Regions from separate parts of the Mus musculus genome. Here region 1 is linked to region 2. The links are chromatin loops, found by intact Hi-C in ENCODE. Cell type or tissue: heart. All regions are shown on one strand.

What was found. A loop is a pair of places that touch in the nucleus more often than their neighbours do. Peaks named below come from ENCODE experiments on the same cell type or tissue, not always from the same donor. Only the 100,000 strongest peaks of a DNase experiment are listed, where the experiment ranks them.
Region 1: it touches region 2 in a loop (1.9-fold over the local background); 2 of 42 quality-filtered maps call a loop at or near these places.

The regions. Positions count from the first base shown.
Region 1 is chr2:91,443,142-91,445,641 of GRCm38, forward strand. 1110051M20Rik (RIKEN cDNA 1110051M20 gene) reads right to left here and starts at 1,573. Exons shown (of 9, transcript NM_175123.5): 1 at 1,428-1,573. The coding sequence starts at 1,473. In heart, no CTCF peak of the experiment used is centred here; a DNase peak (open chromatin) is centred at 1,550; H3K4me3 peaks cover 950 bases; H3K27ac peaks cover 502 bases.
Region 2 is chr2:91,299,831-91,302,330 of GRCm38, forward strand. The region is part of intron 4 of 1110051M20Rik (RIKEN cDNA 1110051M20 gene); the gene reads right to left. Among named protein-coding and RNA genes, the nearest start is that of Arfgap2, 36 kb to the left of the region's middle. In heart, CTCF peaks have their summits at 1,154 (motif pointing right) and 2,235 (motif pointing left); no DNase peak of the experiment used is centred here.

The sequences.
Region 1 (2,500 bases), 140 kb after region 2:
TTTATTTTAAAATGTGTATGGTACATTCATATAATAAAATGTTATTCATCCATGTAAAGAAATGAGTATCAAGACACAAAACGACAAGGGGGAACCTAAACACCTACTGAAACACGAAAGAGGCCATCTGAAGAGCTTATACACTGAATGATTCCCATTATTCTCAAAGGGGCAAAACTTTAGAAGTCAATAAGATCAGTCATGGAAAGGAAAGGAGCAAGGAGAGGGGTGAATGAATGGGGGATGCACAGAGGAGTTTTAACCATGAAAAGATTGTTTTACATCTTAATGTGGATATATGAGAATATGAATTTGTCCAAGTCCAGAAAACTGTACAATACAAAGAGTGGACCCTAATATAAACTATAGGCTGTTGGTAATCACACTGAGCTAATATTCAGTTGCAAGAAATGTACCACACTAACACAAGAAATTAATAATAGAAGCTAAATAGAAGATACAGAGGGAAAAAACTCTACTATCAGCTCAGTCCTCTTTAAGTTTAAAACTACTCTAAATGTTTAAGCTATGAACTTTTAAATGTGTATGTGTGCATATAAGTGTATACACAAGGTCTGGAGAGATGGCTCAGCGGTTAAGAGCACTGACTGCTCTGCCACAGGTCCTGAGTTCAATTTCTAGCAACCACATGGTGGCTCACAACCAACTGTAATGGGATCCAATGCACTCTTCTAATGTGTGTCTGAAGACAGCTGCAGTGTACTTATATAAATAAAAAATAAATATCATAAAAAATGTTTTAAAAAAATAAGTGTATACACAAACGTATACAGTAAATGTGTTACACACTCACTGCAGGGTGCTTAGCAAAGTACAGTACTTAGTACCACACAGCCTTAGCTCAAGGGTAAGGTCAAGTTCTGCAAGGGGAAAATCTGATCCTAATACTAACTGTATGAGGTCTTATGCAATTGTCTCTTTAGCCTTAGTGTCTCCATCTGTAAAGTAGCAAACACAGCAATCCCTTCTATGATAATGCTGCATGCAAAATGCTTACCTCGTGCAGAATGCCTAATGAAAATGAAAAGCTCGAAATAACCGTGCACTATGAAGGCAAAATTATTATTTACAAAATGACTGAAGTCATTTCAGATGCCAAGTTTGCGTCAATACAAACCTATCAATAATAGCCTTGTTTGGGGCCTCAGATTCTTAATTGTGTTACTTAGAATGCAGTCCTCATTGCCTGAGAGCCAGTCCATATAATTCAGCCATTCTTTACTCCATAAATGTTATTTTTCATCCAGGTTTGGCCCTACATTCAGGCTCAGGCCCTAGAACCCCTTCTTTCTGTCCTCCCGTCCCATCCAGACCCGCTACCGTTCAGGCTCCGCCCCTGTCTCCTACCCACTCCTTCCCCTAACACATTACTCCTTTCTTTTCCCGACGCTGAAAAAAGCCCCTACCCAGATACTCGTAGTCCGGTAGAGCTAGGCGCTCGGGACTCAGCATCCTTTGACCGGGTAGTTTCCACGCTCCAGCTTTCTTCTTCCGGAACCCAGGTTACAGCCTGTCTCTGTTGCCATGGCACCCAGGCGGCCAGAGGAGAACTAGAAGGCTGAGAGGGTGTCACGTAAACAGTCTCCGACTGGCAACGTAGAGCCTATCACACAAGTTCCGGAAGCAGTCACTTAGAGTCTGATTTTCTTTAACTCCTATTTTTGGGATTTGGTTTTAGAATCTGTGAATTAAATTCTCTGAATGTGTCGTATTTTGTGATGCTGAAGAATTACTATCAGTGGCTCATATCTGCAATTTCTGGATTTCATAGTTTCTGTTTATTCTAACAATAATGATCATGTATGGCCTCGCCTAACACTGAGATCTCATTATCTATTATTAATCACTTTTAGGATTTACTCTTTCAAGTTGGTACAAAATGTTCTTTGTATCTTGGCAGCTTCTGGAGGTCGGGGATACGTCTTTAGCATAGAGATACTACTAAGGGCCACTGAGCAATCCAAGGGACCCCATGTGGTGAAAACAGCCTACCAACTCCTCCAAGTTGTCCTCTGACCTCCACAAATCCCCTGCCCCAAATATATATCTCGACAGGGTCTCACTGTATTGCCCAGTCGGGCTTAGAACTTGATGTGTAGACCAGGATAGCCTTGAATTTAAGAGATCTGCCTGAGCCTGCAGCTCTCAGAGGTTTTAATGTTTTAAAGGTGTGTGCCCCTACACCCGGTAAAATGCAATTTTTAAAACTACTCATCAAGTCCTCTGTAAGTTAATGACCATTCCTCTCAAATTCCCTTTAGCCGTTTGAGACTGCTTCTACTTCCTATTATTTGACATCTTGTCCAAGTGCCTTTCCTTTTTCCTACAAAGTCACTTCATTTCTCAAAGGAAATGGGTCAGAAACTAGAGCATTTATTACATATCCTCAGCTCTATCCTTTCTGAAGAAGAAAGACTATTCCTTTCTTTTCAAATAACCAGATTTTCTTATCTCCTCTCTCTGTGCAAGAACAGGAAAG
Region 2 (2,500 bases):
AGCCTCTTACCAGAGAAGACTAGCACTTTAGAAGCCTTTTTGTATTGATAATTTTATCTAGTATATATTCATGCCATGCCATGAAGAAATTTGGTTGTTACTGACACTTGAGAGGTGGAGGCTGGAGATCAGAAATTTAAGGTCACCTTGGGCTACATAGTAAACTCCAGGCTAGCTTGGGCTACCTGAGACCCTATGTCAACAAACAAGAATTCATTTTTGTTCTAAAATTTTTTATTATTTATTTATTTATAGATTTATTGTTAGTGTTTATGAATATTTTGTCTGCATGTATATATGTGTACCACATACATGCCTGGTGCCTATGGAGATCAAAGAGGGCATTGGATCCTCTGAAACTGGAGTTATAGACAGCAGTGAGCTACCATGTGGGTGCTTGGGAAATACTCTTATAAGAAAAAGTGTTCTTGGCACTGGAGAGATGGTTCAGTGGTTAAGAGCACTGACTGCTCTCCCAGAGGTCTTGAGTTCAATTCCCAGCAACCACATGGTGGTTCACAACCATCTGTAATGAGATTTGATGCCCTCTTCTGGTGTGTCTGAAGACGGCTACAGTGTACTTATGTATAATAAGTAAATCTTAAAAAAAAAAGAAAAAAGAAAAAGTGTTCGTAACCACTGATCCATCTCTCCAGTCCCTGCTTTTAAATTTTTATTTTTAATTTAATTTTACTTTACCTTTTTCTTGTACTTTTTATTTCTAATTTTATTTATTTCTATTTTTAAAATTTATTTACTTATATCTGGATCACAGCCTCCCTTCCCTCTTCTCCTTTCAGTTCCCCCCCCCCCAATCCCCTTCTCCTCAGATCATTTTATGTTTTTTGAGACAGGATAGCCCTGGCTGTCTGGAACTTGCTTTGTAGCCCAGGCTGGCTTCAAATCCACAGAGATCCACCTGCTTCTACCTCCTGCCTCCTGAGTTATGGAACTAAAAGCATGACAAGCCACCATCACTGGGCCTGTTTTTAAACTTTTAAAATAAGAATCTTGTTTGTGGGTGTGTGTATAAAATGCCATACAAGGAATATTCATGTATCTATTTATTCATGTATTAACTCATTCAGCACACATGCATGGGATATCTAGTGCATGTGTGTGCAGTGCATGTATTTGTGCATACATGAGGACCACAAGGGGGCCATGGCTCCCTGGGAGTGTTTGTAGGATGCTGGCTTGCCCCTTGGGCTCTGGGATCTGAGCTTCTGAATAATGTCTCTAGACCAGGACCTGTGGTTTTAGAGCATCCTATTATTTATAATCTTTACACAAATCAGATTGTTTAGAAGGATCTGGGGGAATGGGCGTGGGCAAATACAAATCTTTGTCTCGGTCTCAGAAATCTACCACATACTATCAAGAATGGGAAGGGAAGGGGGCTAGAGAGATGGCTCAGTGCTCAAGAGTACTGGCTGTTCTTTCAGAGGACCTAGGTTCAATTCCCAGTATTCACATCATGGGCTATAGTTCTACAGGATCTGACACCCTCTTCTCCTCTGTGGGCAGTAGGCACATAAGTGGTACACAAAACATCCATACCCACAATTCTATAAAAATATAAACTAACTAGCTAACTAACTAACTATCTAACTAACAGAATGGGAAGTGAAGACAGAGCTATTCTGGAGTGGAAGAAATCAGGCGATACACAAGTGCAAGTACTCAGGGGTACACTTCAAAATTCAACATTGTCCTGTGAGGACAGGAACCCATTGTATTAGTAACTATAGCCTCAGTGTCCAGAGTAGCTCTTTGCATGAATCTGCACTCAAGAAACATTTGATGGGGCTGGAGAGGTGGCTCAGTGGTTGCCAGCACTTTCTGCTCTTGCAGAAGACCTAGGCTTGTTTCCCAGGACCCACAGTGGCTTGCAACTGGCTCTTACTCCAGTTCCGGAGGATCTAATGTCCTCTTGCCTCCTGGTGGGTACATGGTACACACAGACTCACACAGGTACACAGACATGTACACATAAAAAATAAATCTTTTGTGTTTTGTTTTGTTTTTGAGAGAAATTCTCTTATGAGGATTAAAGGCCTGTAACACTACATCTGGCTAATACGTAACTCTTTAAGATAAAGAGAGAGGGAGGGAGGGAGGGGAGTTGGAGGAAGGGAGGGAGTATTTGACAAGGCCTGAAGAATGGCTCAGACACTTGTTGCCAAGCCTGATGCTCTGAGTTCAATCTCTGGGAGCCACCTGGTGGAAGGAGAGAACCCTGCCAGTGGCCCTTTAACTTCTACATGCATGCTACGGCATGCATGGATGTCCCATCCACTAAATAAATTTAATAAACAAATAAACAATAAAAAAGAAATTTACAGGGATCAGTGGTGGCACACACTAATCCCAGCATTGGGGAGGCAGAGGCAGGCAGATTTTTATGAGTTTGATGCCAGCTGTGACTACAGAGCAAGTTCTAGGACAGGGAGGGGCTACACAGAGAAATCCTATCTCAAAAAACCAACCAACCAACCAA